Regions from separate parts of the Homo sapiens genome. Here region 2 is linked to region 1. A link is an interaction called in ENCODE POLR2A ChIA-PET data of the cell type or tissue named here. Cell type or tissue: OCI-LY7. All regions are shown on one strand. Each heading gives the region's core, and the rest is flanking DNA. Links, peaks and the distances in the headings are about the cores only. Region 1 holds the start of LOC124904478 (a long non-coding RNA gene). Region 2 overlaps LINC01222 (long intergenic non-protein coding RNA 1222).

What was found. Peaks named below come from ENCODE experiments on the same cell type or tissue, not always from the same donor. Only the 100,000 strongest peaks of a DNase experiment are listed, where the experiment ranks them.
Region 2: POLR2A ChIA-PET joins it to region 1 with 6 read pairs; 1 of 35 experiments calls an interaction of 5 or more read pairs at or near these places.

Annotation. Positions count from the first base shown.
Region 1 is chr1:198,590,188-198,606,137 of GRCh38, forward strand. LOC124904478 (a long non-coding RNA gene) reads right to left here and starts at 8,681. Exons shown (of 2, transcript XR_007066781.1): 1 at 8,579-8,681; 2 at 7,537-7,796. In OCI-LY7, for the core only: a CTCF peak has its summit at 8,925; DNase peaks (open chromatin) are centred at 7,014, 7,684, 8,064, 8,804 and 1 weaker place; H3K4me3 peaks cover 4,098 bases; H3K27ac peaks cover 4,610 bases.
Region 2 is chr1:199,001,869-199,017,818 of GRCh38, forward strand. It overlaps LINC01222 (long intergenic non-protein coding RNA 1222), which reads right to left. Exons shown (of 3, transcript NR_110525.1): 2 at 6,526-6,700. LINC01221 (long intergenic non-protein coding RNA 1221) reads left to right here and starts at 14,265. Exons shown (of 3, transcript NR_126351.1): 1 at 14,265-14,597. In OCI-LY7, for the core only: no CTCF peak of the experiment used is centred there; DNase peaks (open chromatin) are centred at 7,803 and 8,823; H3K4me3 peaks cover 504 bases; H3K27ac peaks cover 700 bases.

The sequences.
Region 1 (15,950 bases), core at 6,086-11,085:
CTTGGTAGTTTGTTTCTTTTAGCACTTTAAATGTTAGCTCACTGCCTTTTGACTTCCAATGTTTCTGATGAGAAATCTGCTGATACTTTCATTGAGGATCCCTTGTGAGTGTGTGCTGAGTCACTTCTTTCTTATTGCTGTTAGATTGTCTTTAGGGGGTTTGATTACATGTCACAGAGTGGGTCTCTTTGAGTTCATCCCACTTGGAGTTCAATGAGTTTCTTGGATGATGTTTACATTTATGTCTTTCATCAAATTTGGGAAGTTTTTGGCCATTATTTCTTCAAATAAGTTTTCTGCCACTTTCTCTCCATTCTCCCTGAAACTTCTGCAATGCATATGTCAGTGTGCTTGATGGTGTTGCACAGGTCTCTTAGGATTTGTTCACTCCTTTTCAACCTTTTTTTTTTTTTCTGGTTCTCACACTTGATAATTTCCAATTTTCTGTTTTCAAGTTTGTAGATTCTTTCTTCTGCCTGCTCAAATTTGCCTTTGAATCTTGCTAGTGAACTTCTTATTTTATTTATTGTGCTTTTCAGTTCCAGAATTGTTTTTTATTTCTACTTTTTAGGTTTTCTATCTCTTTATTGATATTTCTATTTTATTCATACATCTTTGTTTACTTTCTATTTTTTTCCTTTAGTTCTTTGAGCACCTTTAAAACAGTTGTTTTGAAGCCTTTGTCCAGTAGATCAGACATCAGGTCTTTTCCAGGGGCAGTTTTTGTTAATTTATTTTTTCCTTTGAATGGGCAATACTTTCCTCTTTTATTGAAAACTTGACATTTAAATCTAATAATGTGGTAACTCTAGAAATCAGATTCTCCCCATTCCTCCATATTTACTGTTTATTTATTTATTTATTTATTTATTTATTTATTTATTCATTCATTTATTTTTCTAATGTTGTAGGGTGTCTATGTGTTGAGGATCAGATTTAGGTTTAAACTTAAGGTCTCCTTAGGTCTTCTCTGAGCTTTTTCTGTATATTCCCTGTAAATATACAGTAACTTTCTTATTTCCCCTGTATATGTAGTTGCCTTTGAACTTCATTGTTTTCAATAACTGGTTCCCAAAAGGAGAAAAAAGAACATTGAAGGGAGGAAAAAATGTGCCAGCCCTTTACATCTTCTCAAAGTCACCCCAGCCAGAGTGGAAGGGGCTTGCAATAATTAAGGGAGATGTGGCAACAATGGTCGCCACCTCTTTATCAGCACCTTTATGTTTAGAGTAACAATCAGCAATATGAGCACAGATCTCTAACATTGGGAAGACAGCATCCTTTTTGCCCACCCTCACCCTCTTAAGTTGTACGAAAGCTGCTCCAGGAACATATGCAAAGTTCCCTGCCATGTGGCTAAATGACGAGGTGAGGCATGGGTAGCTGCTACTGTGCTGAGTTAAAATTGACCAAAATTAGGCTGGGCGCAGTGGCTCACGCCTGTAATCCCAGGACTTTGGGAGGCCAAGGCGTGTGGATCACGAGGTCAGGAGATCGAGACCATCCTTGCTAACACAGTGAAAGCCCGTCTATACTAAAAATACAAAAAATTAGCCGGGCGTGGTGGTGGGCACCTGTAGTCCCAGCTACTAGGGAGGCTGAGGTAGGAGAATGGCGTGAACCCAAGAGGCAGAGCTTGCAGTGAGCTGAGATTGCACCACTGCACTCCAGCCTAGGTGACAGAACGAGACTGTGTCTCAAAAATAATAATAATTGACCAAAATTAATCACCATTTACCATTCTAGTCTCCCCCTAAAAGCTTCAATTCTTCAGTAGATTCCAGAGTTCCAAAATACTTATATCAGACAAATTCTGCCAGTGCAGTTATTATCTTGGGAGTGACGGAAGGCCGATTTCTGATTATTTCTTCTCCACCATCTTCCCAGAGTTCTCTCTTTTCTAAGAAGGTTCTTAACTTCAAGTTTCATTTATTTATTGATATAGTGCTATTCTGGAAATCTATTTTTTCTTGAACATGTTTCATTGCTTGTGTCTTTCAAGAAATCTGTCCATTTTATCTAAGTTGCACACTTATTGGCTTAAAAGTTTTTAAAATAATAATTCCTTAAATATCCTTTAAAGATTTATGTGTTCTGTAGTGATATTATTTCTTTTATTTCTATTCTTTTATTTTGTACCATCTCTCTCTCTTTTTTCATGATCAGACTGGCCATGAGAACTTCATTAATTTTATTGACTTTTTCAAGGAATTAACTCTTGATTTCATTAACCTTCTTTATTATTTTTCCATTTTCTAGTTTAGTAATTTCTGTTCAGATATTTACTAATTTCTTCCTCCACCTATCTTGGGTTTAATTTACTGTTCTCTTTCTAGTTTTTAAAGGTTAAAGTCATTGGTTTGAGATGTTTTTAAATTTTTGGATATACATATTTAGTGTTACAAATACTTCCACATAGTGCTTTACTGGTATCCCTAAAATTTTGATATGCTGTGTTTTAATATTCATTCAGATCTTCTATAAGTCCATTTTCATTTCAAAATAATTTCTAATTTTTCTTTTGATTTCCTTGATTTATAAGTTTTATAAGAGTATTATTTAGTTTCAAAATAAATGAGGATTTTCCAAAGATATTTCTGTTATTTTTTTTTCCAGTTTAGTTTTATGGTATTCGGAAATTATGCTTTATAAGAATTGACTTCTTTTAAGTATTGAGACTTGTTTTATGGCTTGGATTATGATTTATATTGATAAGTGTCCTACATACATTTGGGAAAAAAAAGTGTGATTTTTGTTTATGGGTAAAGTGTGCTATAAATGTCAACCAGGTCAGTTTAGTTGATAGTGTCATCCAAGTATTCTATATACTTAATGATTTCTGTCTACTTTTATCAGTCATGGACAGAAAGAAATTAAAATCTCTAACTATAGTTGCAGATTTCTCTCTTTTTTATTGTAATTCTATCAGTTTTTGCTCTATGCATTTTGAAGCTCTTGAACCAGATCGTCATATTCTCTTAAACAACAAACCACTTTAGCACTGTGAAATGATCAGCTTTATCTTTGGTAATATTTGTTGTTCTAAAATCAATTGTTTTGATCGTAGCTTTCTTTCCACTGGTTTCATCATGGTGTCTATTTTTCATTTTATTATTTTTAAACTGTGTATGTTTAAAGTTTATTGCTTATCAACAGTATATAGTTGGGTCTTGTTTCTATATCCATTATGACAGTATCTGCCATTAAGTGGTATGTTTAGACCATTTGCATTTAATATGGCTTTTAATATTGTTAGATTTAAATCTATCATTTTGCCATTTGTTTTCCATTTGTCCATTTTTTTCTTTCACCTCTTTCCTTCTTTTGTCTGCCTTCTTTTTGATTAACTTTTTGTTTCTATTACATTTTCTTATTGGCTTATTAGCTATCATACTTTGTATTACTCATTGTTCAGGATTTAGAGTATACATTTTTAACTTAGTCTATTTTCAAGTGACATTACTTTACATATTGTATAAGAGCCTTGCAACAGTACATTACCAGACTTTACAATTGATACTTCCATTTACCCTTCCCTGCCCTTTTTATTATTGTCATACATTTTACTTTTATATGTTATAAATTTCATAATATATTTTTATTTTTTTCCAAACAGTGCAGATCTGAAATGGTGATGAATTCTTTCAGCTTTTGTCTTTCCAAAAAATATTTTTTTATTTTTTTTGAAATGGGGTCTTGCTCTTTCACCCAGGCTGAAGCACAATGGTGTAATTATGTTTCACTGCAGCCTTGAACTCTTGGGCTTAAACAATTCTCATGCGTCAGCCTCCTAAGTAGCTGGAACTATAGGTGTGCACACCCATTCCAGCCCAATTTTTAAATTTTTAGTGGAAAGGAGGTTTTTCTATGTTGCCCAGTCTGGTCTTGAACTCCTAGCTTCAAATGATCCTCCTGCCTTATCCCCCAAAGTGTTGGGATTACAGGGATGCACCACCATGTCTGGCAAAAAAAAAAAAAAAAAAAAAAAAAAAAACTGCTTTGGCTCTATTTTATTTATTTTATTTTTTATTTTTTAAGAGATGTTGTTTTGCTATGTTGCTTAGGATGGCCTCAAATTTCTGGGCTGAAGTAATTATTTTGCCTCAATCTCCCAAGTACCTGGGACTACCAGTATGTGCCACTGTGCCCAGCTTACCTTTACTCTTGAAACACATTTTCACTGGAATAGAATTATAGAATGATGCTTTTTTCTCTCAATAGTTTAAAGATGCTGTTTTCTTACCTGCATTGTTTCTAGTAAGAAATCTGCTGTCATCCTCATCTTTGTTCTTCTTTATGTAAAGTTCTTTTTTTCTTAAACTGGTTTTGATATTTAATTTTTAGCACTGGTTTTGTTTTGATCAATTTGTTTTTGATGTGCCTTGCTGTAGTTTTCTTCATTTTTTTGTCCTTGGGTTTCATGGAACTACTTGTATATGTGTGGTTTTATAGTTTTAATCAGGTTTGGAAATTTTTCATTCATTATTTCTTCATATGTATTTTCTATCCACCCCTTTCTAGAGACTCCAATTAAATGCATATTAGGCTACTTAAAGTTGTTCCATAGTTCATTTATGACATTTTTGAAAATTATTTTAGATGTTTTGTTTTGGATAGTTTTAATTGTTATGTGTTCAAAATCACTAAAGCTTAATAATCAGATAATCTTATATGGTGTATTTTTTAAATCACATACATTGTACTTTTTATCTCTGAATATTTGATTTGGGTCTTTCTTATACCATTCTTATGTTGTTACTTATTTGTTTGAATATATGGAATGCAGTATTCTTTTTTTATGCTTTTATTCTATTATCTGCTTATGTTCTGGGTCAGTTTCAATTGATTGACATTTTTCTCATTATGAGTCATATTTTCCTACTTCTTTGCGTACCTGGTAAGCTTTTATTTGATGCCAGACACTTTGAATTTGCATTGTTGAATACTGCATGTTATTTGTATTCCTACAGCTTTTTGAGCTTTGTTGTAGAATGCAGCTACTTAAAAACAATTTCATATTTTTGTGTTTTGCTTTTATGATTCATTATGTGGGACCAGAATAGTGTTTAGTCTAGGGCTAATTGTTTTCCACTATTGAGGCAAGACCCTTCTGAGTACTCTACTAATGCCCTGTGAATTAAATGGTTGTGCATTCTGGCTGGTGAGAGCTCAGTGTTAATGCTAGACACTGCTTTCTCTAATTTTTTGAGTGTTTTTTTTTCCCCTGGCTTTGGATGGATTCCTCACATGCATGTGTTGATCAGTATTCTGCTGAAAAAAGGACCTTCTTCTGCAGGTCTCTGGAGTTGTTTTTTTTGTTTTGTTTTTTTTTGGGTTTTTTTGGTGCAGCTTTCTATTTTCATATACTATATCCTGAAAACTCCAGCTGTGTTGGCCTCCCCAGACTCTTGGTTTCATCTCCTCAACTCAGGAAGTTCTCTAGGCTGTACTTGCATTCCTCTTCCCTGTTCTGAGGTCTGGATTATTTTTTTAAATCAATAAGCTGAGGAAAATTAGAGATCACCTTGATTGACTCCAGTCTTTCAGAAATTATTGTTTTTTATTGTTTGATGTCCAATGTATCGAAGATCATTGTCTCATTTTTTTACTTGTTTTTGGTGACCATGAAGAAAAATTGAGCAGGGTAGGGGATAAAGGAGAGTGTGGAATAGATTTGGTTACATTACTTGAGACCCTCTTTGAATGATTAATGTGAAGATACACTGAAGGAATTGAGGGAGTGAGCCATGAGGCTATCTTGAGGAAGAACATTTGAGGCAGAAAGATAAGCAAATTTAAGAAGAGCAATAGGAGCATGACTGACTTGCCAAAAAACACTGTGGGGGTCACTGTAGCTTGAGACAGTTCACAGGACTGAGAGGATGAGACTGGAGAGAGAACCAAGTGCTCAAATAATACGAACCTTTTAGGAAGAAAGCACTGTGGTTTTATTCTAAGTGTGATGAGAAGCTATTGTAAGATTTTCAGCAATAGTGTATGTGTCAAAGAAAAATATTTAACATTTTAAAGAATAACATGTTGGATGCTGTGTAGAAAATTGATTGCAAGGGGTCAAGAGTAAACGTAGATTTGGACAAGGGTAGTAACAAATGATACAATTATAGAATATCTTAAGGGAAGTGCTGATAAAATTTGATGGATTGGGTGGATATGAGGGAAAAAAAGGAATAAAGATTTATTTCCAAGTTTTTTGCCCAAATCATGGTCTCATATACTAACATGGATAACAATGGAGAGGAAAGTTTTATTGAGGAAAATTGAGTTATGTTAAGTTTGAGATGCAAGTTGAAATGTCAGGTAGGCAGTTATTCAAGTCTGGACACCAAGGAAGAGACGGAATATTTTAGAGTCCTCAGCATACACATGGCGTTGTGTGGAGATCAGTAGGAAGAGTGAGGCTAAATAAGTCCATGGACTGGTTCTGGTGCATTTTAAACTTCAGAGGCTGGAGAATTGAGACTGAATCAACAAAAGACAAAGGAGTAGAAGCCAATGATATGGGAAAAAAATCAGGAAAGTATGGCATCCTGGGAGCCAAGCACAGAAAATACTTCAAGAAATAGGAAGGGGTCAACCATGTCTAATGTTGCTGAGAGATTGAGTAAGATAAAAAGCAAAAATTGACGTTGGATTATTCAAAGTGCAGGTCTTCCGTGATTGTTTCTTATTATCCCACAAAGCCTCAAATCTTGGAGGCATTTCATGTATTAAATTAAATTTATAAGACTAAGATTCTGCCTTCATCCACTATCCCTGAGGTTGAATGATAATTTTACTTTTCTTATGTGTCTGTGATTAAATCCAGAGATACTCGCTGTTTTTCATTTTTCACTCACTAGATTGTTAAAACTTAATATGGGAGCCAGTGCCTTATCATCTGAGGAATGATAGAGGATGTTCCTATAAGGTTTGCCCTCATAAATCTGCATCTGTCTAGCAAGGTGAGGGGTAACCTAGTAGCATATGGGCTCACCTTGTGTCCAGGAACAAATCAACTTGTCTTGATCATAACCTAACGTAAAAAGCCAGACTTATATGCAGAATTCATTTCTCTGTTTACTTTCAAATGTTGGCACACTATGTATGTACCCCAAAAGATACTGGGAATTCACAAAAACCCAAATATACAGTTTGGTAAAGACAATCTACTTTTACCCAGTTAAAGATACTTCGCCACTTCTTGAGAGTAAAAACAATAAGAATAAAACTTCAAAAGAAAATAATTAACTGTAAAGCCTATTTTCCTGTTTGTGCTTTTTACTTTAGATTATTATTTATTTAAACACTAAAGAGGAATTTCTAAAGTAATGTCTATAAGGAAGCAAATGAATTTAGCCAATACTTTATGTGCCTGATTCAACATGTTGGTTAAGTTTTAATTTTACAAGTACAGTTGGCTCACTAAAGCCATTACATTCTTTGTATCTGAGTTGACTGTACACTACACAACAAATTTCTTACTATATCATCTAGATGTCATTTAGGGGAGTTTAAATAATCCACAGGTAATACAACTTCTAAGTGAAACAATGTCTTTATTTTTCAGACTTGACAGTAGCCTTAGTGAAAAAGTACTGTGAAAGTTTTCAAGTGTTAGAGAGAAAGTGGAAGTGGGTGCTTGGTATAAATGTGCCACTCTGTCCCCAGTGCCAAGGGCCCTGTGGTGAAGCTCTTCACAGAGGAAGTTTAGCTCTTCCACAGAGGTGCAAGGAGCTAGCTACCCACTTGATCGTCCTTCTTCCCAACCTTACAAAGGGAACATTCCAATTATCTGACTGAAAAGTGAGAAAAGGAAGAAAATGGAAGAAAAATCTGTTACTTTTCAACCATACAACTTCATATTTTTAAAGTCAGTAGGGGCCAGGCATGGTGGCTCACGCCAGTAATCCCGGCACTTTGTGAGGCTGAGGTAGGCAGATCACTTGAGGTCAAAAGTTTGAGACCACCCTGGCCAACATGTTGAAACCTAATTTCTACTAAAAAACACAAAAATTAACCAAGGATGGTGATATGCAGCTGTAATCCCAGCTACTCAGTAGGCTGAGGCAGGCGAATCGTTTGAACCCAAGAGGTCACACCACTGCACTCGAGCCTGACTCCGTCTCAAAGAAAAGAAAAACATCAGTAGGATTGAAGTATGAAAAGAGCCAGGGTTTTAAATGATAGCTTCTCTCACACAAGAGTGAAGGGAATAGGTTAAGAACCTCTCCCCTACTTTAACACTCTATTTTAAGCATCTTAAAAAATATTACTTTCTTTGCTATCCTTGACTTTAATAAATCATAAAATGAGACTAAAACATGACCCATTCTATTGGGCCTTCAAAAAACCCATATTTTGTTATTGGACATTTTGTATTCAATTAGAGAATCTTTACTGAACATCTCCAGGATGGCTAGTCCTGATCTAGATCCCCAAGTTCTTTAAATAGTGGAGAGGAGCTCAGGCTCTGCTTTAATGAGGGTTTTTGTCAAGAAAAGTAGGTTATACAATGGAAAACAACAACCAACATCTCAGAGACTTAACAGAACAAAAGTTAATTTCTTGCTTGTACTACCTGTCCACAAGGTTTGGCAGGAGTCTTTCTTTCTTTGTTCACTGTAGTCACTCAGAGATCAGCTATCCATCTGCCCCCAGGATCATGTGGCAGGGAATAGGTCGCTTGGTGAATCATACCCGGGCTTTTAACCCTGCCACCCAGAAGTCACACATCACTTGCGTTCACATTTCATTGGGCCAAGCAAGCGTGATGGTGGAACTATTCAGGCTTGAATAGAGAACAACAAAGCCACATCGTTAAACCAGATGGTGGTGGTCAAAGTTCATGGTTGGGTTATCAAGCCATGGTTAGAAACACAGCTGCCGATATCTGGGGCTGTAACAACTGCAGGTCTAATGATCCAAGGCCAGGAACAAAGATTAAGGGAGCACTCTAGGGATGGGAGAACCCATGGTGAGACTTAGCTGCATTGTAACAGAACAGACTTAGAGAGGCAGATAGCAGAGCCTCCCTACAGTATCTAGAATGTGCATCTAGAAGCTTTCCATGCTCACTTCCTGTTTCCCCTGGTATTTATTCAAATGTCAATTACAAAGAACACAAAATGTCTAGTACTTTATAGCCTCCTTATGTTTAGGTTTCACTCCTGACCTCAAAGACCTTAAAACTAAGTAGATTCTGAATTTTTCAAATTATTTCAGGGTATTGCAACAATGGACATTTTATTTGATTGTATACTTATTTTTCTACTGGAAACTGTACTTGAAAACAGTTAACTAAACATCTATTTACCCTCTCACAGTAAAATTTCTATGGCTATTGTTCTGGAGGTGGAGTGGCTAATATTTACTGAGCCCTTTCTCTCTGCTAGACATTTGATAGGCATTGTAATACAGTAGTGGCCCTTTATCTACAGAAGATACATTCCAAGACTCCCAGTGGATACTGAAACCTTGAATAGTACCAAACAAATTGACATCAATTGAAATATATTTCTGTTCATGTCCTCCACCCACAATTTTTTTTTTTTAAACAGCGTCTTGCTGTGTCACCTAGGCTGGAATGCAGTGACCTGATCATGGCTTACTGCAGCCTTGACCTGCAAGGCTCAAGCAATCTCCTGCTTCAGCCTCCCAAGGAGCTGGAACTATAGGTGTTTACCACTACATCCAGCTAATTTTTTTGTTGGAGCCCACACACAGAATCCCCACTGGGGTGCTGCCTAGTGGAGCTGTGAGAAGAGGGCCATGGTTCTCCAGACCCCAAAATGGTAGAGCAACTGACAACTTGCACTGTGTGCCTGAAAAAGCCACAGGCACTCAACGTCAGGCCATGAAAGCAACCATGGGGGCTGTACCCTGCAGATCCACAGGGCCGGAGCTGCTCAAGGCCTTGGGAGTCTACCCCTTGCATCAGTATGCTCTGGATGTGAGATATGGAGTCAAAGGAGATTATTTTAGACCTTTGAGATTTAATGACTGCATTCCTGGGTTTTAGGCTTGCATGGGGCCTGTAGCCCCCTTGTTTTGGCAATTTCTCACATTTGGAATGGGAGCATTTGCCCAATGCCTCTACCTTCATTATATCTTGGAAGTAACTAGATTGTTTTTGATTTTGTGGACTCATAAGCAGAAGGGACTTGCCTTGTCTCAGATTACACTTTGAACTTGGACTTTTGAGTTAATGCTGGAATTAGTTTAGACTTTCAGGGACTGTTAGGAAGGCATGATTGTGTTTTGAATTGTGAGAAGGACATCAGATTGGGAAGGGACCAGGGGAGGAATGATGTGGTTTTGCTCTGTGTCCCATCCCCAAATCTCATGTTGAATTGTAATTCCCGACATTGGGGGAGGGACCTGGTGGGAGGTGATTGGATCACAGGGTAGGATTTCACTCATGCTGTTCTCTGATAATGAGTCAGTTCTCACGAGATCTGATGGCTTAAAGTGTGTGGAACATCTCCCTTCACTCTGTCTCTGTCCTGCCACCATGTGAAGAAGGTATTTGCTTCACTTTTACCCTCCACCATAATTGTAAGTTTCTTGAGGCTTCCCAGTCATGCTTCCTGTTAAGCCTGAAGAACTGTGTAAGCTCCTTTTCTTTGTAATTACCCAGTCTCAGGTAGTATTTTACAGCTGTGTGAGAATGGACTCCATGTGGGCTCCAACTCCACATTTCCCCTCATTGCTGCCCTAGTAGAGGTTCTCTATGAAGGCCCCTCCACTGCATCAGACTTCTGCCTGGACACCCAGGTGTTTCCATACATCCCCTGAAATTTAGGAGGAGGTTCTCAAACCTCAATTCCTGCCTTCTGCGCAACTGTAGGCCAAACACCACTTGGGGCTTGCATCCTCTGAAGCAATGGCCCTGGGCCTGGCCCACAAAACCATTTTTTCCTCCTAGCCATGGGCCTGTAATGGGAGGGGCTGCTGAGAAGGTTTCTGAAATGCCCTGAGACATTTTTCCCATTGTCTTTGCTATTAACATTTGACTCCTCTTTACTTATGCAAATTTCTGCAGCTGGCTTGAATTTTTCCCAAAACATGGGTTTTTCTTTTCTACTGCATGGCCAGGCTGCAAATTTTCTAAACTTCTATGCTCTGCTTCTCTTTTAAATATAAGTTCAAGATTCAGATAATCTATGTTCATGCATATGAGCATATATTTTAGAAACAGCCAGGTCACATCTTGAATGCTTTGCTGCTTAGAAATTTCTCCCGCCAGATACCCTAAATCATCTCTCTCAGGTTCAAAGTTCCACAGATCTCTAGTGCAGAGGCAAATGACACCAGTCTGTTTGCTTAAAGGATAGCAAGAGTGACCTTTACTCCAGTTCCCAGTATGTTCTTCATCTCCATTTGAGAACACCTCAGCTTGGACTTCATTGTCCATATCACTATTGGCATTTTGGTCAAAACCATTCAACAAGTCTCTAGGAAGTTCTAAACTTTCCCACATATTCCTATCTTCTGAGCTTTCAAAACTTTTCTAACTTCTGCCTATTACCCAGTTCCAAAGTCAGTTGCACATTTTCAGGTATCTTTATAGCAATACCCCACCCTTCTGTTACCAATTTTCTGTATTAGTGTGTCCTCACACTGCTATAAAGAACTACCTGAGACTGGGTAATTTATGAAGAAAAAAGGTTTAATTGACTCATAGTTCTTCAGGCTTAACAAGAAGCATGAATGGGAAGCCTCAGGAAACTTACAATCATGGCAGAAGGTGAAGGGGAAGCAAACACTTTATTCACATGGTGGCAGGAGAGAGAGAGTGAGCAAAAGTGGAAGTCCCACACACTTTTAAACCATCAGATCTTGTGAGAATTCACTTGCTATCATGAGAACAGCATGGGGGAAATCCAGCCCCTGTGAGTCAATCATCTCCCAAGAGGTTCTTCCCCCAACTTTGGGAATTACAATTCAACATGAGATTTGGGTGGGGGCAGAGCCAAACCACATCAATATTTATTGCCTTCTTAACAAGATGTCTGGAGTAGGATATTTCAGTTTTGATTTATCAGAATTCTGGGTGAATATTTAGTGATTTATAGGACTTCTTAACACTGCTACCCAGAAATGACACCTCACTTGCATTCCCATTTTATTGGTCCAAGCAACTATGATGACAAGACTATTCAGGCATGAGGAGAGACAGCCAAATCACATTATTAAACCAAGTTGTGGCTCATGGCTCACATGTCAGAGAACACAAGGAGAAAGTGAAGCGACATCTACAGTAGAGCAAGGGAAAGACTAGGGAGAACAGGATAAGGGAGAGAGTGAGGAAAGAGCGAGACAAGAGGTGGTATATCTGACTCTCTTCTTTTATCAGATAAGAAACATCTTTCTAGGAACACATGCAGCAGAAGCATGCTTTCACTCACTTCTTGTTGGCAATAACAAGTCTACCTGGCACTCCCTAGCTATAAGGGAAGTTGAAAAAGGAAGTATCTGACTTTTTAAAAATTTGTTGTGAAAAGAGAGAGGAGTTAGGGAACCCCCATTAGATAATTTAGTCAACTATGACTTCCATATTCCTCCCACTCAATGGTAAATGATTAAAAAGTAGTTTAGTAGGTCAGCCCCAGAATTCACTTCATTACCCAGCTTCATCATCAAAACTATACTTTAATTCAAAATTCAAAATATTATGTCATCCAGTTTATCAAGAAGCCCATATAGTTTTGATATTTTCTTTTGATTTCTGTATGAATTTGTCATGAAACTTTTAATTTCTTTACAAACAGGTTTCTGATTTTGAACCTTTCCACCTTCAAATTTCACCCTCACCCTCATCACCCTCTTCAAATTCAAAGCCTCAAGTCTTGTCAATCTTACCTCAAAACTATATCTGGATCCTGTTGATTTTTCTCCATCTCTTTCTTTCCATTCTTTTTTCCAAGCATCAAGCATCATTAATTTTCATTTTGACCAATGCGCTAGCTCCCTGGCTGATATCCTTACATCAGTTCTTGGATCTCCATAGTACATGCATCATATTATGCAAAGTTTTTAAAGGAGAGCTTTTAAAAATGTAAGTCAGATTAATTTTTTTTTGAAAAATAGCAAAAAAAAAGGAATAAAAATGTAAGTTAGATTTTGTAACTCCTTGCTTAAAACTTTTGATAATCTTCCCATTGTGCAACTCCTAAACTCCTTAGGGTGGACCACACCCCACTGAGAATTACTTGAGTAAAGGGACTGTAACTGTTTTGCTAACATCATACATATAGCAAAAGGAAAATAGGACAGTGCCTGTTATTTATATGTATGCGTGTGTGTAAGTGTGTGCATGCATAGGTGTGCAGGTGTGTGTGTTACATGAAAAAATAAATGATAGAATTGTAATTATTATTATAGTTTCTATAAGATTTATAGTAGAAACTCTTTAAACAAGCTCCTCACTTTTACCAAAGGCCGCTTTCATATACAATTGGATAATGTGATCATCTAGCCAAGGAGGTAAAATAATATTGATTAAAGCCATGTAAATACTGAGATAATGTATATAAATATGTAAATACCTAACAGACTATTATCAATTCTGTAATTTTATAGGACCCTCCTACATTAAGCATTGAAATTTTGTCTAAAAATATTAGTTGGATCCACCATTTCACCAATTTGAAACGATACTTGAAGGCTATTCTTTTAACATTTGACTACATAAAGCTAATAAAATATCTAGTGATGAAAAAAGAAACTGCTATATGAAATAATATATCTGGTTTACTCTACAGATACACCTAAGTATGAAGACATAAATATGATCTAGAAGTAACATAAAATATTAACGATGTTTTTGTATTAGTTTCCATTTATTCTCACTAGATGATTAACGAGACTTTTAGTCAGAAGCAACTAATGGATTTTTGTTGTTGTTGTTCCTGACCCTGTATGATGCTCTTCTTTTGACATTTCCTTTTTCATCTTTTGTGTCTTACTCTGATCTATAACCCATGCTAAGCCAAAATAATCCACGTGGATGGTAATTTACCTCAAAATTGATGCACTAATTGGAGATAATCCCTTCTCCACACTCACTGCAAGGTCAGTTGTTTAAAGTACAATGTCTTAATTAACCTTGAACTGTACAATTAGAGTTCTGCTGTTTCTATCCATGTTTGGCACCTCATAGATCCAGGCAATAACATCTCTCCAATTGCAGTTGCCAGTTACATAATGCCTGCAAGCAAGCTTGCCTTCCTTTTGAAATCACACAGCAGGAAAGATTTTATAGAGATCAGCATGTATTTCTGAGCTACCTGGAAGATCTCTCCAAAATTACTGAGAAGCCCTTCATCATACTGTATTCCACCTATTGCATGACAAAATTTATACTCCATATCCCATTCCTGCTTCTAGTAACAGTAAGAATAAGTAAAAATTATTTATTTGCCTTTTGTTCACTGAGGTCTCATTATTTAATTTGTATACATTATGGTGTAATAGCAAAAGTGTCCTCTAAACTGCAAAGCTATTAAGTATAAAATGTCACTGCATTTTACAGTGCCACTATTTTTTGTGCTTCTTTATTTTTCCATTTTTGTAATTATTCCACTTGTTACATACTTCTTTGCTCATCACCAGAGTTTTTCTTATGGATTATAGCAAATAGCCTTTATTTAAAGTTTATGTGTCAAGGATAATGCTTGTAAAGTGCAATAGATATGCTCTATTTTAATTCCTTACTTGAGATAAGTCAGAAACTACACAGTTGCATAGATATTGATCCATTTTATAAAATTAAAATTAAAAATATTAATAACAACTGTACCTCATGTACTAGTGATATCAAAACTACATTAATTAAATTAATTTTTAATAATTCTATTTGGTAAAACTTGGCACTTGCTGCTTTGATAATATCTTCTTAGTGAAAAATGTTAAGTCACTTTGTTCCCTATTATTCAATCACAAATGCATGAATAACAACAGGTTCAACTTATCTCATGGCCCAGCTTTCCCCTGAAGACTCTACAATACAGAGGTTCTGGACCTGATCCAAGGAAATTGGGAAGTCCACATGAAACCGGTATATAACTGCCAGAGAGAATTGTCATATTTCTCTTGACTATGAAAATGTACACTTATTACTTAAACCCCTCACAAAAAAATGAAAAACTATGGCTTCCTAATAAATGGGTTTCTCTCCATTTCATATCTATCAAGATATTTGGTAAAAAAGTTTTTTGAAAATTAAATTCTTAAGGATTTTCCTTATTGGGGAAAAAAGGGCTATCTGTAACTGTACGTGTTTCTAGTAGTAAATGTCTAACAGTCCTAAAGTTCCAGCACATAATCAAATGACAGATACTTACTCTGTGCCACATTAGATCAGTGGTTCTCAATCAGGGGTGGTTTTACCCCCAGGGGATATCTGCCAATGTCTGGAGACATTTTTGGTTGTCAAAACTGTGGGGGAGGGGCGGGGGCTGCTACTGGCATCTAGTGGGTAAATGACAGAGGTATTGCTGAACATCCTGCAATGCCTAGGACAGACCTCACAACAAAGAATTACCGGACACAAAACTGTCAATAATGAGAAAACTTAGATTGTATAAAACCTGCCACTTTAAGTCGTCAGAATGTGAAATTTCTGTATAAAAAGTTAATTCTATGAATGATTATTTTTGTTTTCAGAGGTAGCTAAAAATTTCAATTGTCAAAATTCAGATTAAAAGCTACTCTTAGTGATCAAGTCTCATAAATAGAAAATAATTTGGTGGAGGTGGCCGCATAAGGGGTGATTTGTGGTGACTTTGGTAGTGCACAAACACAAAGCACCCCTATGAGCTGCCTTTTGAAGAGGGAAAAAGCTGTCTATCAAGCAGTGTATGTAGCTCATTAGTTACCTAACTGGACTCTCTGTTCTTTGCAAGAGAAACTTCCTCTGGGGTTGGGAATGGGGGTGGGGGACCCTCAAG
Region 2 (15,950 bases), core at 5,036-10,035, 410 kb after region 1:
AAGTGTCTCTAATGTTGTATAAAAAAATTCTTGAACACAGAAATTTCCAAAACAAACAAATGACTATGTAAGGTTTGTATGGATAAATTCTATTTCATTTTTTATTAGGCTGAAATAATTAAAATAAAAATTTTGAACTGAATGTATATAAAATGCTTACATAAGTAATATTTTTGGTTTTTTTTCTATGTGAAAAATTATGATAGAACTTTTCAAATGCCTTGGCAAACATTCACTGGGGTGGAGGGGGAATATGACACAATTAGAAATAATTGTCTTCCAAAACTTTTTCTCTAAACACTGGGAAAAATTATAATATTATGAATTTTAGGTATAATGAAATCCATAAGAATAAAATTTTAAAAGAGAAGAACAAAGAAAAAGAGGAGGAGGAAAAGGCAGAGAAGGAATTAGAGGATTTCATATACAAAAGCTGTTTAAGATATATATATTACAAATTTCTGTAATGTTATGAGAATTGTTTTATAGGATCACATATTGTCAAGAGAATTCAAAACCTGCTTTTTCTTTGTTTGATTGTATATTTAAAAACTCAATATTTTTGCTGGGATTTTTCAGACCATAAAAAAATGCAAAAATTCTTTCCCTACTGGAATGCCTCTGCTTAACCCATTTTTCTACATCCTTTCTTCTTGCATTTATAACTGGATCACACCAAACCAGAATATGCCCCACAATACATCCAAGAAATACAGTGATAACATAGGTTCACCCATATCTTTGTTACTTCGTTGGCCTTAGTTTTCGGTTGTGCCTGCTCCCCCTCCCCTTTGTTGGCAAATAGATCAATTTGAGGTGTCTGCTTTATTTCTCACAAGCATATGTAAGCATTTATTTATGGGTTTTCTCTTAATGCATTCCATATTAGAAAAGGCCAAGAGTACAACATTTCTTTAAAAATTCAAATTTCTTGAGAAACAAGGAGGAGGTGAGGGGGAGGGAGTGTTAACTTGGCAGACTGTGTTTAAAATATTTTGCAAGAGGAGCCCCCTGAGGAGCTGTCCATTAAACTCCCACCATTTTGCTGTGAGTAGTGAATGTTTTTCCTGGCTCTGAATTTATGTGATTCTTAAATGTTCTCACAGGTTGAAACAAAAAAGAAATAACTGAATGTATACTTGACTATTCCTGACTAAATTATCTCTATTTATTACAAAGAGAATTTGTTTCTTGCTTGAACTTCATACTTCCTTTTATTTTTCTTAGAGAAAGCATAATATGTGGATAAGTTTTAACACTAGTCCTCTAAGAGTATCAGAAGGAACATTACATTTATGCCACGATTTTTTTCTCTTGTCTGCATTTGCCTGATTTTGGAGTGCTATTCACAGTCGCAGGAAAGCAGTTACGTCTTTGAAAAGCACAAAATAAATTCTGTTCACTGAGTGGGTAATTGTTCAAGGTCATCCATTTATTGTCTTTGTCTTGATTGTTTGAATTAGTAGCTAATAATGGTGCTGAAATGTGAATGAATTATTAGCAATGGGGCATATTTTGGGGAGTGTCAGGAAATATTACAGGGCAATTAAGGTTATCCAATAGCAAAGCTGTGTTCCCAGCAGATGTCTTGTAATTACTGTGTTTAAGGAGTGTAAGGCTTAAACTAAGATTACAGCTTTTATATTGTCTGCCTTTAGAAGTCATATTTGGAATTTATTCAGTTTATTCTCCTGCCCTTTCCCTTTTGTTCTGATTCTGTCACTTACGTTTTCATTTAAACATAGTCTTTTTATGAATTAAAATAAGTATCAGCAGATGGTATGCAGTATAGATGCTTATAAAATAGGAAAATGATTGCAGAGACATTTAAAATGACTATTGATAAATAATTTATATTGATATTATTTGTTACTCACTTTTTAATTTCTGGAATTCAAATATTTTTAAATCTCAAATAGTTTCACAACCTGGCATTTATGAAAGTGTTGCCCCAATTTATTCATACTTACCAGGGTGGTAAAAATCATTCAAGAAATGTTGAGTTACATATAATCTGGAAGCTTCTAAGTTTTAAGGGCAACACTCATTGCACACTTAATTTCTTCTTTCAACATTGACCTGTCACAATTGTTGTTGTTTCATTAAGTTTATAAAACATATTAAAATACGTGGAGTAAAAATTGTTATGTCTCTAATAATAAGTATTTTTGATTTGCAGATAGAGCTTTAGGAAACAGCACTGCATGCATTATTCACATCTGCTGTGAGTATACTTGACACAGCTGCAGTGGAGAGATGCTTGAAAAACATACTGTAAAATACACTCGGTTTCCTCTTATTGACATATTTAGCAGAACAAGGCTAATTGGACTATTCCAAAAAAGTACTCATGATCAAATCTGAAAGTTGATGTATTCGATCAACTCATAAATTATTAGAGGAGAAAGAGAATGGGTGGAAGGGGGGGATACCTAGCAAAGTGTCCTTATTTGTAGATTGCTATCTCTCGTGAACTATATAGAAATTTTAAAAGAACTAAAAAAGAAAATAAATAAAGAATGAGCATTAAGGTAAAAAAAAGTCAAGCGTTAAAATCTATAGGTCTCTAGCTTACAATTATTAAGACTTTCTCAGTTTTGTATTCTCCATAGAACTGAATAGATTATCTTGCTAATAAAAATGCCACTATTAATAACACCTATGAGACCTTGGATTTTCATATTGTATTTAATTTCAACATATTTGGGAGATACTAGTTAGGGCTTTGCTAATAATTTTTGAATAAATAATTTCAAACATAAGTTTTCTATAACTTTTGGAATAATTTTATGAGTCATTGGAAGCCTTAAAACAATTGGTTGCCGAGTCTTGAATTTCTCCTTATAAATGGCAAATCATGAAAACATTTTATAGTTAGAACATTTTGGTCACTATCTTTGATAGACTCATTATGAATATTAACAGTAAATAGGCATACATATTTATGCAATTTTAAAATATTTTGTTTAAAATTCAACAAGCAATTCTTGCATACTTACTCTTTGTATGCATTGTGATAAACATTCACAGAAGTATGCCTCTGAGTAAGACACAGATTCTCCTCTCAAGGAAAAAGGGAATTTTGTTTTGTGGACCAGATAGGTGTAAGGTACATACTGTGACCCAAAACAAAATGTTGCTAGTGTTATAATAAAAACACAGTGCACAGTGGCAACACAAGAGGAAAAATGGTATGTCAATGCAGGTGATTGGAGAAGTTTTCCTGGGCCTTTAGCATTTTGTGTATGAAAAAAATAGGAAATAAGTTAGGTCAAAGAGGGAAGAGCAAATGATAGGAACTCTGGGCCAAGAAATGGACTTTGGGGACTTGGGGGAAAGGGTGGGAGGGGGTTGAGGGATAAAAGACTACACATTGGAGGCTGGGTGCAGTGGCTCACGCCTGTAATCCTAGTACTTTGGGAGGCTGAGGCAGGTGGATCATGAGGTCAGGAGTTCGAGACCAGCCTGGCCAAAATGGTGAAACCCTGTCTCTACTAAAAAATACAAAAATTAGCCGGGTGCGGTGGCGGACACCTGTAATCCCAGCTACTCTACTCGGGAGGCTGAGGCAGGAGAATCGCTTGAAGCCGGGAGGCGGAGGTTGCAGTGAGCCAAGATCACACCACTGCACTCTAGCCTGGGCGACAGAGCAAGACTCCATCTCAAAAGACAAACAAACAAACAAAAAAAGACTACACATTGGGTAGAGTGTACCCTGCTTGGGTGACGGGTATACCAAAGTCTCAGAAATCACCACTAAATAACTTATCCATTTAACCACACACCACCTGTTCCCCAAAAACCTATTGAAATTAAAAAAAGAGAAACGGATGGAAGTGTAAAGGGGTTGTCTTATTTAGAGATGAGAAAATAATCTTTAATTGCCAGGGTGTAGATTTATAGCACCGATTAATAATGAAATAAACTCTAGTTAGGTTGGAGTTAGACTAGACAGGGCCTTAAATGTCACACAGAGGAGTTTAACGTGATCAATCAGTAGTTGTTTTGGGCTTTTGAACAAGAAAGTGAATGACCAGATCTGTTATTAGGAGATAATTTTGGAAGCTCTGTGAAAGATGGAATTAACGGGAAAGATTGGTGATAGAAAAATCAGCAGGAACCTTATTGCAATAGCTCAGTTTAGTGACAAAAGAGTCCTAGAAACCAGTAATTGTGTACTTTACCATTTTTTTATTTGCTCATTTTATCTTCTCTCTCCTCCTCCACCCCTTTGCTGTCAATAACCCAAGAACAACAAGAAAAAAATCTCAAAAACTAATATGTGTTAGTTTTTAAAAATTCAATAACTCAAAATAATAATAAAAACTCTGGCCCCCAGGGACAAAAGAGGGAGAGGGGACACTGAACTGTAATTTAAACACAAATTTTGATACAATTTTATTGAAAGGAGGGAGATAATAGAAATAAAAATTTTTACCAAAATAAAATAGAAAAATATTCCTTTCTCTTTCTTCAGTCTTCATATTACAAAATAATATGTATCACTGATACCAATGACTTATTTTTATGCACCATTAAAATTAGCACTTCTTCACCATGATACCAAATTCTCTCCACTCCTCTCTCCCTCCTCTCAATAAAATTGTATCAGAATTTTGTATTTAAATTACCACTTCAGTCTTCACCCCTCAACTTTTTAAAAGTTGTGTTATATTGTTTACTTCTGAACCAAGTCATTTACTAAGATTTGCACCCTTACCCAAATAACTCTTTGTTTGTACTGGAGTTAATACTCGTCTCTTCTTTTTCATAAATTGCTACATTCCAAACAATAAAATACCTATGGAAATTGTTTTGTTTATGTTTGCTTATGGTCAGTCTCACCAGGTAATGTGTCATGAATTCATTGGTTCCTTTTTTGTTTCCTGGAGACATTCATTCCTTAGTCTTCATGCTCTCAATAGCCTTGGGGTTTCTAGACTTGAAGAATGGCTGATGTCTTAGGATTTCCCTTCAACATTATTCCAGGAATTCTTTTCAACCTCTCCTGTGTTGTAATCATTTTTCATTAATCCTATGTCTTGTTTATTTATTCCATTATTTTGGTGATGTATATCTTCCTACAGAAGGGTGTATCACAAATACATATTTTTAGATCTAACCTATCTGTAAGTTGCTTTACTTAATCTGTGTCTTCTGATTAATTTTTTAAATGGAGCATAGAAGTCTAGGTTGGAATTAATTTTCTTTCAGAAGTCTAAATGTTGTAACTCCCATATGTGATCTTCTTTATCTTTGTAGAAGTTTTTAGCATCAAATATTTGTATGCATTGTACAATTTCAGAATGATATACTTTTGAATATGTTTTTATTCATTTATGATGTTGACTCTTCAGTGTGCATTTTTCTTTATTTATTTAGCAAATATTATTGGATATTGTCAATACGCTAGATACTGTTCTAGATGTTAGGGAAAAAAAGTGATCTATATTCTGAAGTCCTTGGAAATTTCATTCAATTATTTCTTGTATTACTTTTAAGATTCAATGGCTGTGGGATGTAAAGAGATCCCCAGAGAGAGTACAGAGTAGGAAGAAGACCTTGAAGACAACAATAAGAGGAAAGGAAAATCATCAATTAGAGGTTGATAGAAAATATCAGGTAAGTAAAATGAGACTCATTCATTTACTCAGACACTCATCCAACCTCACTCTTGGGAGCCTGTGGTTTCTGTTGCACATGGCTCCTGCAGTTCATAGAAGCGAGCCACTTCCCTGTTGCTCTCTCCCTTGGGCAATAGCAGAGTGCCTGTGGTCATGGTGTGCTCACTTGGCCCCTTGGCCCATCTCTAGCTCAACCCTAGGGATAGTGGCTAGTCCATATATCTGTATTCCCGTGTTTCTTAACATTATTTTACTGCTGCTTGCAAATCCCTCATTACTTCAAACCTCTGTTACAGTTAAAAAAAATTCTCATAAACTTCTTTGTTCAAATTACCATGTGTTTTTACTCTCTTGATGGGATCCTAACTGATTCACTGGATAAATATAAATCAAATTATAAACATGTATAAAATTATTATACCCCCCAGATTATATTAATGTTAGTTATCTTTGGATATATTGTCATTATATTGCTTATCTGCATATTCTAAGTCCTTACAATAAAAATATATTTTGTGATAAGAAAACCATCAACATACTTTTCTTAATCCCCAAATAAATTGTTTTTTATCCACCTGTAGACAGTAAAGAATGACCTGCAATTACCTGCAATTACTCAGTATGATTTAATTTGGCTCTTTGTGCCTTGTTCAAATACTGTGTAATGAACTTAGAGATAAATAACCAACAGAAAACTCAGAGTTTTGGTACCGTTTCCAGTACAAATTCATGATCCAAAGTAATTTACTGATGCATTAATGTTCATGGAACATTGCAAGAAATTATTTTCAGAAGTAAGGCAGGTAGACAATAGAAGTGTTAAGGTTTCAGCTTTCCCATTACATGAAATAATCTTCCTTGTCTAAAACTTTATTGGTTCCCACATCTAATGTATACTTACAGAGATCGGAGGGAGGGTTATTTAAACCTTTTTGACATCCGAATTTGAATTTTAGTTGTCATCTTATAAAAATCAGACATTGTATTGATCAGAAGTAATCTAATTGGAAAAGGTCCATCATTTTAAAATTTAACTTCTCTTGATATTTTTCTGTATGTACCGGATCACAGGAATTCTGAAATGAAAATGCTCTTACTTCAATAGAGAACCTTAGGTAAGCTAGGTAGTTACACTAAAGGCCAGTAGAAGGGCTAGGGAACGCACAGTGAAACTGGAGTAGTTCTCTTAAAGTTTGATTTAGACTGTAAAGTGGTTTCTAAAAATTGCAATTTTCTTTTTCTCAGAAAATACATAATTTTCACCTTTAACTTGACTCAAAGTTAACTTGCAGTTATAGCTTTGACATTAGTAAAATCCTGCACTACTATTATTTTAAAGCACTATTGCAAAAACTTAATAAATACCATATTCTATATTTTATTTTGCAATAAAATAGAAAATTTCATCATATGCATTTAATTGTTTCACTATTTCTTAAAATAATAGTTTCACATAATGTTAAAGTATAACTGTAGTATGTTAGCAGTTAATCTTGCCTTTCCTGGTTCAACCTAAAATTTCTGCCCTGGAAAAACAATTTAGCAGGTTTTTATCAGTGTACTAGATGGTTGGCTCAGAATGAAGCAAATGTGTGTACTAGGAATAAAACACAAATTAGAAATGTTACACACAATTAAAATTATAAGACACAGAAAAAGGACTAAATCAACTTTGTTTAACATATCATTGTGTAATATTATGTATGAAATATATAGGCTTGGTATGGAAAATCAGGTAGACAACTCAGGTTTATTTTATGAAGTATTGTCAAACATGAGCTGCTCTTGAGAATATTGAAACTCAGATTGGAAGCATTGCCAGAGAGACCACATACTTGATAGGAACAGTTTTCTTTTCTTCTTTTAAATTTGATTAGTAATTTTGATATTTTCAACTTCATAACATCGGAAACATCATTCAAAATATTCATGAAGATATTAGAATTCCTTCTTCTGGAATAGGAACACATTTATTTTCAGCCTTAAGTAGCTCATTTTTAGTTATTGGTCTGATTTTCCTAAATTTAGCATAATAATATCTTGTCCAATCCGTTGTCATAATAGAAAAGATCATTTTATGTGCGATTTTGGTTAGCTTCTGGTTTGCTTTGTCAAATTTAGAACCACTTGAACATCGTGGTTTCTAAATTTAGTCAAACCCTTTGAGCTTTAAGTTCCGTTTGGCGCTGGCTGAACATGAACTGCTGCTTTGAAAAAAAAATTCTCTTGGCACTATCAGAATCTAGATGTGTGCACTGCACAGACCTCCTCTTATTTAAAAGAAATACATTCACTTTTATTTGAAAGTTGAGAGCTCCAAGAGGATAAATAATAAAATGAGAAACTTGAAAGAAATAGGTCATATTTTAAAAGAGCTCTCAAGCAGAATTAGGCCTTTGGGTTTAGGGCCTAAACCCAAATATTATTTAAAAGAGAGAGAGAGTCCATTTCAGTTATTTTAAAATGTAGTGATTTAATTTATCTCAGGAAGTTAAAGCAAACTCTGTCCATTATGTTGCCATTAGTTTGGTGTTACTAAGAAGGAACTTGTTGAAGTATTTTATTTTTCATTAAAGACAACTTATTTCCACACTGTAAGGGATAATCAGAATATACATCCCTCAAAGTCAGTGGGTTAATTTTATTTTTCACACTTGTACAACAAATTTAACATAGAATGATAATTAAAATTAACATTTATGGCTGGGCACGGTGGCTCACGCCTGTAATCCCAGCAGTTTGGGAGGCCAAGGTGGGTGGATCACCTGAGGTCAGGAGTCTAAGACCAGCCTGGTCAACATGGTAAAACCCCATCTCTACTAAAAATACAAAAATTAGCTGGGTATGATGGCACCCTCCTGTAGTCCCAGCTACTCAAGAGGGTGAGACAGGAGAATCACTTGAACCCAGGAGGCAGATGTTGCAGTGAGCCAAGATTGCCTCATTGCACTCCAGCCTGGGCGACAGAGTGAGAAAAAAAAAAAGAAAAGAAAAGATAAAGAAAGAAAAAGAACATTTACAAGGAGACACGTCAGGCAATGTCTTAAGTTTTTTACATGTATTAATTCATTGACTACAACCACCCTTTAAGATAGGTACTACTATTATTCCCAACTTACAGATGACGAGGCTGAGGCTCCAATGGTGAACTAACTTTCTAAGTGTCACACAGATAATAACACAGGAAGTTGCACAGCAAAAGCCAGGGTCAGAACCAGAGCCATCTGTTAACTCCTACTATGCAGTAACTCAGTAGCCTGGATGAAATCTAAAGGCAACGATGTTCAGGGATCCAAGTTTCCCCACATTCTGTCCACATCAAGCAAGTTAGCCTGTGTTTACGTAGCAAAGATTTTTTTTTCTCAACTTGTGCACTCACTCTTTAGACACATGTACAGAGAGCTTATGTAAAACCTGCCACACATAGTGTTCAAATTGTGACATAACACAAGGTTGTAAGCTCCTAGACGTTTTCTAAAGGAATCTCACTTGTCTCTTAAACTGAACATTCTGTCAACTTGCTTGAAACTTTCTGGGAAAACACACACACACACACACACATACACACACACACACATACACACACACACACACACACACACTTCACATGATTCTTTGTACTTCCAGTCTCAGCATGCTTTTCCTTCCTTGGTGGCTCAAGTCTAGGCTGAGCATTCCTAGATTATGTGTTCATCCTCCTAATATTCTCTATACTATTTCCCTGTATACTTTGATGGCTTCTCCTGCAGGCCTCATGCACAGTTAGTAAGCGCTGGTTGTAACTAAATGAATAAATAAAGGAATTGCTGTAACATAGAGAGCTGCTGTTCCTGAGAGATGACACTTTAAACACAAATAGGAGAGAATATTTTGTAGACAGACTTCTGAAGGCGGATACATTTTTCCTTTTGTCTGAGAATAACCAAAAATCTGGTTAGAGAAAGGCCGAGAGAAGTAATCTTTTCTCTATGCTTACTGCCCCCTTGTAAGATAAATTCAGAGTGGTCCCCTAAAGAATTGGGAGGATTAAACTGAAATGCCACCGAGATCCTATCTGAAAACACTTTAGGATAACATCTCCAACTCTAATGAGCCTCTTTACTGGCAGCAAACAAAACCAAACATTTAGATATATTTACTGTTTTACAGCAGGTCGGACCTTATGGGTAAAATTTCCTAAATCATACTTTCCTTTGTTATTTTAGTTTTAGTTTATCACTCTTAGGTTTCCTTCCTAAGGATGCTAGAGAGCCAAGACACTTGTGAGCCCTATGGAAAGAAATTGTTCAATACCAACCAGCTCTTCCCCATAAAGAGGTAGTCATTTTCCTTTTTTTTTTTTTTTTGTATTTAAGACCTCGCTTATAGCATTTACTGTACCTTCTTATAGTGCAGCCATAATATTGGGTATTCAATAAATGTTTTATTGAATTGGATTGAATATTTTAGCTCTTACCTTAAAACATCTTTCTTACAGTAACAAACTGAGTGAAAAGTGCACAAATGGTCTCCATTTTATGTTGGATTATACATGACATTTCTAGGAAGTGAAAAATGTAGGGAATTGCAGGGGCAATAATTTGTTGAGTGTTGGAGATAGAAATATCAACAAAATGATATACTCCAAGCTCATCAACTATTTAATGGTGCGTAGTTGGGTTCTATTCTGTGTCCTTAAGTTATTGTCACTGCCCTGTCATAAATTATAGTGACATACACTGTAGCTATTTCTTACATTCTTCTGCAGCAGAGTAAGCAGAATTACCAATTTCACATTTTCTGTGCAGTTCCCTGTAGATGGGATGTTTTTTAAAAAGTGGGAGTTTGAATGAGAATAAAGGGTAGAAGGGCTATAACAACCCAAAATAAATAAATTTGTAAAATTCTATCATCATGCATGCATTTTCCCATGTGCTCTGGTGTGTAAATTCTTTTATCCCTAAATAGATAGCTGACAGAGAATATAAATGCTTATGTATCTTTAAAACAGCCACTATTCCAATACAAGAGAAGAATAAAACTAAAATGTTGGTATATGACTGCAGCCAGAAAAATCAAGAAATCTGCCTCTCCGCACTCCAGATTAGCTTGAAATTTTCTGTCTTCCTTTTCCCTTTTTGAATTCTAATTTTCTTTTTTTAAACTGGAGCATACGAATTTTGCAAAAGTACTTATTATTAGCTCTTCTCCACAGGTTTTGTTTGTTTCCAAAAAATTAGGTTTTCTTGGAAATTTGCTTTAGTGAGTAAACCATATTTAGAATATTATCTTGCTCAAACTAGACACTCAAAATGTATTAAATTAATTAATGTGTTTTACTTCATGTAAATGCACCTATTTGATTATACAGCTTTGAATAAGAAGATTTCAAAGAGAGATTGTAAAGAGAGGGATCACGTTTGAAATCCCTTTCAGCTCTAAGCTCCTTCTTTGCCATCCTTTTTTGGTCATCTTGTCTAAAACTTCAAAATTAGTATCTGAATGTAGCATGAAGCTACCCTAATCTCTACACAGCAAAAAGGAAAAAAATATAACTCATAGAATGTGATGAAAACTATTTGAAGTATATTAAATATAAAAAATATTTGGCAGAATATACACAAAACGAAATAGTGTTTACCTGGAGAGGGTGTGATGGGAGAGTCTGGGCAGAATTTAGTTTCTTCCACTAGGTTATAAGTTTTATACAGCAAGGTCATGTCAGTTTTGTTTTCTATTGCGTGTCTAACTGCTAATATGAGGTTCAACCCATGGTACATGTTCAAGAAATACTTATTAAATGATATTCTATTCATTTTTCTTCTGTATAGGTTTTTACAAAGAAAAAATATTCCTTTTCTAGTCAGAAAAATAAACAATAAAGTTTTTTAAACACTTTGCAATACAGCATATTATTGAACCTCTGTAAACATTTGTTGAGTGACTGAACCCAAGCAAAGAGCATGAAGTTAGTTGGGCAGACTGTGAAACATGAGCCACTGTTCTTTAGCAGCATGAAAACCACACCTTTTTCATCAGGTTAAAACTGAACACCTAACACAGGCATGCCCAGGTCACCTGTGTCATGGCTCTTCCCAGTGTTTCCCGTCATTAGGCTGATGTTAAAGAGGCCAGAACTTTCCAGTGGGAGCTTATCTGATATACCTCTACTCCACTTCAAATGTATCTCTAACTCCAGGTATTCACTTTCCTTCTTCTACAGACTTAGAGAAAGAAGTGTCATTTTCTATCTCAAAAGCTCACAACTCCACCTATGCCTGGGATCCAGTCCCCATGGTCCTGCTCCAGGGCCTGATTCCACCAAGCTGCCCTCTTGTTTCTGGCATACAACTCCTTACCATGGCTGTCCCCATCCATTCCACAACTGTGCAGGACTCATGTCTTCTAAGAATAAAAAATCAAACCTGCAGCACCCAAGGAGCTGATCAAGCCACTGCCCCTTTAATAACTTCTCATCGCCTTCCCAAGGTAAATTATTCACTGAAAATCTGGGTGGCATTTGAAATCTGTGGGGAAGCTGGTGAGGTGGAATGGATAGTGATTTTGAAGTAGCCTACTCACCAGCAAGATACCATTCAATAGGTTTGGCTGGACTTCTGCTCCTTGGCTACTGCTGCTGATTCCCACTCCCAGCTCTGACTGTTGCATTAGCCTCATGAAGCTCTTTGTTGTCTCCAATGGGGACACAGTATTTAGCCTCATCATTCCCCTGTTGTCTGTGACCAGCCATAACCTTCTCATGGCTGTTTTCACGACTACATGACAGAGTTTTTTCAAGTTTTACATTACTATAAAATCAGACAAGGTTTTTGCTTCCTGATCACTCACTTTCTCCTTAAATCTTACGCTTCAGTTTCTGCTTCCACCATTTAATAAAACATCTCTCACGAAGAGATGATTAAGAAACTCTTACTTGTGAAACAATGGTTTTCTTCAATTTCATTCTACTTCTGTTCTCTGGATTATACATTACTACAGACTAGAGATCACCAACAGGCACCCTGTGGACCAAATCAAGATAGCAATGTATTTTCCGTAAGGACATTGTTTTTAAAAAATATATTTCTTTTGAAGTCAGTTACTTTATATGAGTCACATGCATTTCACTTTTTCTTTGTCCCATGCCTTCTTATTACTTTAGACTTGGCTTGCTGCAATATTTGCTTGACCACTCTAAAGATTCAACTTTGCATCTCTTAGTTAGATGATTCTCTCCTTTGAGCTACTACTCTACTCGCTTTGTTGTTTTTAACTACCTTTAGGATCACTCTTCCTTTTTCTTCTCTCTCAAGTTCTTCCAACTCTGCTTCCTCATCCCATCTTTGAGATATAGATACTTTATAAAGATTTGCTCATAGTCTTTGTTTTTTCTCTAACCACACTCACTTCCTTGGTAATTTTGCTCAGTCTTATACTCTCAATTGTCACCTTTACCTAGTGACTTCCAAGAATCCACCTGTCTCCTCCTGACTGCCTGTGGGTTCTAGTGTGCATTGTACATCTTCAGCAACAGTTCTGAAAACCATTTAAATTTAGTATATATAAGCCAATACTTTTCTTGTAGCCCTAAAACCTACTCTTTTTCCAACATATCCTTCTGGTTATTACTAACCTCCTAATTGCCTACATTAAAAATGTCAATTATTACTATTATCTCTCTCTGATGTTTCTTTACTGTCAAGTTCTATTTATTTCCACCTATCCTATTTCTTTATCCTGATTTCCACTTCCCTTATATGATGCTCATGAAAAGTCAGTGTTTCTTTAATTTGATGGTGCTTCCAATAGAGTGAAATTTTTTTAATTACACAAAATAATGCACATCCAGTATCCAGTATTTTCCTAGACATACTACTGTTACTCTTTTTTAATATATGGTCTTTTAAAGATGGTATCTTATGTTTACAAGGTTCACCTTTCTTCCCCTTGATGAGTATCATGAGGTCTCATTTTCCACACCTGAGTGTCTCACAGACCTACCTCTCCTTCTTATAGAGACATTTCCCAAAGAACATTTTACATTACATGCGTGTATAAAGGGAAGCCTGTAATTTTGACCTGGTAAGGAATGGGTGAGTTGCTGATCACCCTTCCTTTTTGTAATTCAGTTTAAGAAACAAGCTTCATTTTAAATTCCAATTCTATAGTCATATTTTCTACAATATTCATTATTTCATTCTTTCAACAAGTTAATATATTAACTTTTATTCCTAAACCAATTATTTTTTCCTTATTCATTTTACAACTCATTTCCAGATTAAACTTTCTGAAGCCTAGTTCCATTAAGTTTCCCCTACTATTCAAAAATGTAACAATGGTTTCCTCTTGTATATAAAATATAACGTTCAACTCCAGTGTAGGGCATTCAATTCTTTCCACAACCTGAACCCAAATTTCTTTTCCAACCTGATTGTCCCACGTACATGTGTCACACCCTTCAGCTAAACCAAAACTTTCACCTTCCACCCTGTGGTGGATAGGCTCTGTGGTGGCCCCCCATCATCCCCATCTCCTGACATTTATGGCCTTGAATAGTACTTTCCCCTGAGTATGACCATGACCTGTGACTTGCTTCTAACCAATAGGATACAAGACAGGGGGAATGTGATTACATATTTATGATTATGTAGAGAAGATGGTGTGACCATCTTGTTAAAGTTTATTTTTTCCTGGCTGGATTTAAAGAACTACACTGCCATGTTGTAGGCTGCATGTTGGGTGACCATTGTGACAAGGAACTTAGGGTGGCCCCTAGGAGCTGAGGATGGTCTCCAGTTGAACATCAACAAGACACTGAAATTCTCTGTCCTTTAACTGCAAGGAACTAAATTTTGCCAACGAAAATGAATCTTTCTCCAGTTGAGTTTCAGATGAGACTGTACTTCCAGGCAAATCCTTTTTGCAATCTTGTTCACCCCAAACAGAGGACTCAGCTAAGCTCTTCCCAGATTCCAGATACACAGAAATTTTAAGGTAATAAATGTGTGTTATATTAAACTGCAAATTAGTGATAATTTCTTATTCTGCAATAGAAAACTACTACTCACCTTTTGCTTTTGCATTATGTCTGAAAAGTCTTTCTCTATATGATCATATATTTTAACTCTACCATACATTATAACTCAATGCCAATTACTCCAAGAAGTATCCTCATGTCTTGGGAAGCAATCTATCCCATCTCTCAACTCCAACATCACCTTACTAGATCTGCTTCTATGAACATACTTCTTTTACATTTTTATTATGGGTGCTTATCTTCTCTTTTAGACCATAACCTTCTAAAACGCGGAATTTTATTTGATTCATCTTTAAAAACAAGGGATCCAACACGTTGCTTTGAATATGTTAATAGCTCAATAAATACTTTAACTAAATAACATTTTACAAAATATTTGAGCCTAAATATTTCGGTGCTAGGAAGATTAAAATATATGCTAACTTTCTGTTTTATACAATGACAAGCTTAGTGGGCAATGTATCACACTAGTAAATACTGCAGAGAAATAGACTCATACTTCCAATTATTTATTTTTTCAGAACCTGCTCAAACTCCTTTGCATTGTGAAATATAAGAAGTTTTTTCTAAAGGAATGATATAAATACATAGTATTAGAAAAAATTAGAAATTAATTTTTATGTAAAAAATAATAGTTTTCTAAAGGTTTTACAAGGGCCTTACTATTAAAATGAAAGGAAAGCAGTTTAACTTTATTTCTCCATTGTCTACAATATTTGTCTTCTACTGATAATGAACATTCTATCTGCTACACTCATAACTGTTGTCTGCATTGGGAGAATGATTTTGATTAACTTACATAAGGGCATAAAATAAAAATTTAACCTTTTTTAGTTTTTCAAAAAAGTCTATAAAAATAGTAAGTGAAATGAAAGCAATCTTCTATTAACAGGAAGATAGTCTAGGGCTGAGTTTATGCTTTGTGGAGCATCCATGTTGTATGTGAAAGGTAGCTGTACTTTCATAAGAATTGCTGAATAGTAAAGAGAATTGGAATAATGTTTAATATTACATATGGTAATACCATTAAAATATAAGCAGATTTATACATGTTTTCTCCTAGGAACATGTCTTCATGTACTAGTTTTCTGTCTATATTGAGAAGTCATGATTATTATATCCTTATTCTATACTAATTAGCTCATTTCCTAATAGCAGTAGGTGCCAGTGTATCAAAGATATAAGATTGTTCTGAAAACTGCTTAGATGTAACGGAGACTCAGGACACTTTTCTAAATTTTCATTTATTCAAATATTATTTATCTATAGAACTATGGTTTTTAAAAATAACATTTTTAGATCTGTACTAT